2 separate regions of the Homo sapiens genome follow, and region 1 is linked to region 2. Evidence: chromatin contacts called from ENCODE Hi-C or POLR2A ChIA-PET data. All regions are on one chromosome and are shown on one strand. The core of a region is the stretch at or near the end of the contact, and the rest is flanking DNA. Distances in the headings are between cores, read along the strand shown. Region 1 overlaps LOC107986776 (a long non-coding RNA gene). Region 2 holds the start of STEAP1B-AS1 (STEAP1B antisense RNA 1).

What was found. A loop is a pair of places that touch in the nucleus more often than their neighbours do. ChIA-PET counts read pairs that join two places held with the same protein, here RNA polymerase II (POLR2A). Pooled maps may share reads with other maps.
Region 1: a pooled map shows a loop between it and region 2 (6-fold over the local background). The contact joins the enhancer-like site here to the promoter of STEAP1B-AS1 in region 2. A Hi-C loop is called at or near these places in 7 of 50 pooled maps. POLR2A ChIA-PET finds 5 or more read pairs at or near these places in 2 of 52 experiments (AG04450 and H1).

What each region holds. Positions count from the first base shown.
Region 1 is chr7:22,884,765-22,887,464 of GRCh38, forward strand. The region is part of intron 3 of LOC107986776 (a long non-coding RNA gene); the gene reads right to left. Among named protein-coding and RNA genes, the nearest start is that of SNORD93, 30 kb to the left of the region's middle. Within about 2 kb of position 1,332, at least 2 of the 41 ENCODE cell types and tissues checked have a DNase peak (open chromatin) inside an H3K27ac peak, as active enhancers do.
Region 2 is chr7:22,562,050-22,564,749 of GRCh38, forward strand. It overlaps STEAP1B-AS1 (STEAP1B antisense RNA 1), which reads left to right and starts at 1,288. Exons shown (of 4, transcript NR_038393.1): 1 at 1,288-1,381. RefSeq lists an enhancer at 1,313-1,814.

The DNA of each region.
Region 1 (2,700 bases), core at 82-2,581, 320 kb after region 2:
GCCAGCCTTGGCTCTGTTGGGCTTCTCTTTAACTAGGCTTACCTGAGACAACAAATGGCCAAGAGCCATGGGGTAGGCCAAGAGTGCTGTCAGCCTATGCTTCTCTTCTTTGCTAAGACTCCAGAAAACAACACAGCACTTCACGGCATCTCTCGGCAGTCAACCAGAGTTAGAAGCTGGACCTCAGTCATCCACACCACATGCTAAATCATCACCAAATGGCCTCATGATGAAGGACTTCACACACAGAAACCTTCTGGGCATAGGTCACGCCTTCTATGCCTTTCCAGGACACATGACTGTGGCCCCCAGTGATGGTTAGGTGGCTATTACTGAGCTAAGACTCTACAATGAGTGTCTTGCTTCCTTTCTAAAAGAAACCCTACCCTTGGGCCAAGGGATAGGGAAGGGAACAGAAGGGAATTCTAGTTATGGCTGTTCTTTGTTTTAACCAATAAATGGATTTCCATTTTAAGAGCCCAGATGTCAAGAGTATCTTATTATAGTGGCCTCACACAGGCTGGGAATGAAGTAGAAATTAGAATGGTTGTTGAAAACTTTCCGTTTTCTTCTTCTTTATTAAGTCTGATGACTCAGACTTGATCTAGGGCTTTTTGTAACAGCCAGGCACATCCTCTTACATAAATGAGAGAAGATGTAACCACCTATTATAATGCCTTGCATATAAGGGACACTCAACAAACGGTGGCTAATAATATGATGAGTAGAAATAAATATTCTGTTCTGCCTCACAATGTCTATCACAATGAAAACAATTGTGGGAAGTAAACTGTATATTGAAATGTATTACCAAAATCGAAAGTTAAGCAAAAATAGTTTCCATAGATAGCTAAAAACTTTCTGTTTTTCCTGAGCTAAAGAAGAACAAGAAACTAAAACTCCTTTCAGGCACCATTTATCTTTCTGTTAAACATCAATCTGATGTCATGTGGCAAGAGTTTTAGTTTCATTTAAAAATCATTTCTGATATCTTGTGGAACAGAACAATTTCCCTTCCAGAGAAAAAGGGTATCTATTTAGCCAATGACAAACAGCTTCCATTTTCTCCTTTTTTTTAACTTTCTTTTTTTTTTTTTTTTTTTTGTTAACACCACTTTTGTTCAGGGTGACAGTACACCTGTAGCCCAAGGGGATGAATCACAGTAGATATAAATTCCACGTGGTGATTTCCTTCCCTAGACTACCCTGTAGCTAGGATTGGCATAGGACCATTCTGGCCAGTGAGGTATAAGTAGAAGTCTCCTGGGGGCTTCAGGGAAAGAATCTGCTTTCTGATAAATGATGCAAGTGCAAGAGGAGAGTTTGCTTTTGCTCTTCCCCACCCACATCCTGTCTGGGAGTGTGACAGTGCCTACAGCTGCAGCAGCTGTCTTGCAATCATGAATTGACAGTGTCAGAAGCCAATCTGCTGAAAATGACAAGGCAGATGGATAGATCAACATGGGGTCTCAATGGCATCACTGAGTGGCTGCACCAACACTAAATGGACAACAGCTGCAATTCTTGTTTAGCCAAGGTTGAAGGTTCTTAAAATTGAAACTCTTGTCAGTTGAGTTTTATTTGCAGCCAGAAGCAATTCCAACTGATTCACAGACCTTTAATTACTAGTTCAATGACTACCCATACACCCAGTATCTAAATTTAACTACTTCTAATATTTACCACATTTGCTTTTTTCTCTAAGTTTTCAATATATGTGGAAGATAAATTGTAGACATAACGCTTAGCCCTTCAGCAAGTATCTCCTAAAAAGAAGAACATTTTCCTTCATAACCACAAGGCTATTATCCCTCCTAAAAATATTAATGATTCTGTGATATCATCTGAACACTAGTCCATATTCGGTTTCCTTTATCACAAAACACATTTAACACAAAAATGTGTTTTTGTAGTTGGATAAAATTTTCATATAAATGTTCATACAAACGGGACTTGGGATTTTGTTTTCCCTTTTCTTTTCCCTTTTTAAAAAAAATTTAATTAATTATTATTTTTTTTTTATTTTTTGAGATGGAGTCTCGTTCTGTCACCAGGCTGGAGTGCAGTGGTGTGATCTTGGTTCACTGCAACCTCCGCCCCCCGGGTTCAAGCGATTCCCCTGCCTCAGCCTCCCAAGTAGCTGGAACTACAGGTACCTGCCACCACGCCCAGCTAATTTTTGTTTTTTTAGTAAAGATGGGGTTTCACTATATTGGCCAGGATGGTCTCAATCTCTTGATGTTGTGATCCACCTGCCTCGGCCTCCCAAAGTGCTGGAATTACAGGCATGAGCCACCGCGCCCAGACTTAATTTATTTATATTTATTTATTTTTTGAGACGGAGTCTCACTGTGACACCCAAGCTGGAGTACAATAGCACGATCTTGGCTTACTGCAACTTCCACCTCGCAAGTTCAAGCGATTTTCCTGCCTCAGCCTCCCGAGTAGCTGGCATTACAGGTGCCCGCCACCATGCCCAGCTAATTTTGTATTTTTAGTAGAGACAGGGTTTCACCATGTTGGCCAGGCTAGTCTCAAACTCCTGACCTCAAGTGATCCACCCACCTCGGCCTCTCAAAGTGCTGGGATTACAGAGGTGAGCCACCACTACTGGCCTTCTCCTTTTAATAAAAAAGAAACATTCTCCACTCTCTCCGCCTGTGGCTACAAAGTTTCATTTTCCAGACCATGCTGGCTCTG
Region 2 (2,700 bases), core at 38-2,537:
TGTGAGAATGCATCCTAAGACAGAGAACCACAGAGCCACAGAAAGAAGAGGCCCTGTGAAGGGAGACCCGAGGGTATGGAGAGTTGTTGGCTCCAGCTTGGGCGCACTCGTTCTCTCTTTCTGTTTCTTTCTTCCCTCTTCCCTTCTGTTCTCTTTTCCCCTTCCGCCTCCTCTTCCTCCCCCTCCTCCTCCTCTTCCTCCTCCCCCTCCTCCTCCTCCTTCTTCTTCTTCTTCTCTCTCTCTCTCCCTTTCTCCCTCCCTCCCTCCCTCCCTCCCTCCTCTCTCTCCTGTCTGCTGTCATTGGGAAGCTGTGTGGTCAGCCAGTCAAAAAGCAGATTTCAGAGTCAGGAGTTCCAGGGTTCACAGTTGAGCTCCATTCCCTACTGGGTGACTGAGGGCAGTTTCTAAACTTCTCTGATCCTGTTCTGCCCTCTGAAGAAGGGGAAAATAATACATCCTGTGTACGATTGTTATTGGGAATCAATGAGCTAGTGTATGGAAGAGGCTGCATGTGGTTCTTGGTACAAAGAAGCAGATTATTATCAGTTACATGTAGGTGAGGCATCCAAAATGCTAGGAGAAAAAACCTGAGCCTTTACACGGTATCGCTGTGTCCATTGTTACCTTATCAACTCCCATAGCATGCTCACTTTTTTTCATAGAAATTGTCTATTTTCCATGATTATTCAGTGAATCCACAACAATCTCATTCTTGGTTAGGGACTCATTAAAGTGTTATCAGTCTTATGGAATTATTTAAAACCTGTGAACTCCCCCAAATAATGCTTGAGGGTTCCAACCTTCCCTGCCCCCTCACAATACAGCTTCAGAAGCTGATTTGATCAAGTGAAACCACTGTGCCTCCTACTTCATTTTCCCGGGTTTGCTGCTTTTCTAAGTATGTCTCACAAAATGTATGCTGCTCTTTTTTTCTTTTAGTCTTCATATTGTATATTAGATCCCTAGACTTCTTTGTTCTACACATCTGCTGCTCTGTATTCTGACCTACATCTGCATACTGCTTTAATAGAATGGATGTTTGCAGACGTGACTGTGATATTGGAATATGGAAGGATCCATCCAGGGTCAGGAAGCAGCAGGCTGGCTTCATTCTCAGTGTTTGTTTTCTGGGTCTTTGAAGGAGAGGTGTTGCAGGGAAAAAGGTCGTGCATCAGGAAGTGTCATTTAAAAAGGACCTGAGTTGGGCTGAGTTATCAGCAAATACACGCCATGGCTGTGCTCCCCACCCCCCACCGTACACTAGCAGGGCAGCAGCTCTGATTGTCTAACGAGCAGCAGAGCCGCCCAGCAGCAACCACATTAGGAAGGAATCGGAAACCAACGCTCCGCTGGCTGTCACCCCTTACCCACTTGCTGTCAGGTAGAGTACTTGTTTATTATTAATTATCTATTTTCAGTATCCTGCACCTGGGGGTGAACATCATCGGTGCTAAGACTTTTTAGCCTATGGGGATCTCTGCTGAGCACTAAAACCACGGGCTTCCCCTTGGGAAGAGGCAGAAAATACACTTCCCAGGTTCTCACTGCCAGCTCTGACAGGCTGAACTGCAGTTGGAGAAGGAAACTGAGGACTGGGCTCCCTTCCTGTCTCCTAAGCCAGGGCAGAGCTGGGCTTCGGGTGATGGCAGGAGACAGAGAAGCAGGTAACTTCCCTGGAGGGAGCTGAGCAGGGCAAGTCCCCTCTTCCAGGGACATTCCAGGCATGACAGAGGTGCACAGGCACAGAAGCCCTGCTGCTTCGGCAAGCTAGGCTGCTCATAGCTGTGTCTACCCCTTCCCGGGACGTGGACTGTGGGGAGTGTCTATTCAGGACCATCTAGAAGAGTTCAGAGCCTTTCAAACTTCTTTTCAACATGCGTTCCTGACTGAGGACACAGCTCAAAGCTGCCTCTCAGGCTTAGAAACACTTCTTAATTTTCACTGTCGAGGGCTAGCTTTGAGTCAGATCCTTTCACCTCATCAAAAAGGGTGTCAGCACACAAGCGCTCCGAAATTACTCGCTTGGCTTTCTGCTCAGGGTGACTGTGGTAAAGAAGTTACAGCCCACAGGCAAACCCCAGTAATTGGCCTTGGCCTGGAGCCACACCTTGGAAGCCATCTCCCAGCGGGAGTGAAAGGACTGTGGGGACAGGGCATCAATGTCTGCCCAAGGCAAAATAGGGCGAACAGTAGCCTGCCTGTGGCACCCTCCCCACCTCTCTTCTAGAGCAGTAACCTTTCATTTTCTCAGCCTCTGCATGGGAAGTCTCATTTAGGCTCCTTAGTTCACCCACACCTTGCTACGACAAACAAAAAATGATAACCATTACAATATATGGAGTCCTTACTACGTGAGCAGCACTGTATAAGGTGTTTTCCATGTATCATCGTGATCTTCACAACAGCTGCTCAAGGAACGCATCATAATGGCCCCTTTGGAGGGAACTACAGGGACCCAGGGAGGCTAAGCTACCCTTTAAGGTAAAACTGGCCAGGCCAGGATTTGAACCCAAGCCAGCCTGACTCAACAGCAAGTGCGGTTTCCCCAACACTATACCATCTACCATTCCCAGACTTCTCAGGCTTAGGCTATGTCTGGTTTCTACGACATCATAAAATAAACATTATTAATTCATGAAGAAGCAAAGGACGTGAGCCATGGGAGTCATTGGGTAGATGAATATTGAATGACTGAATGGA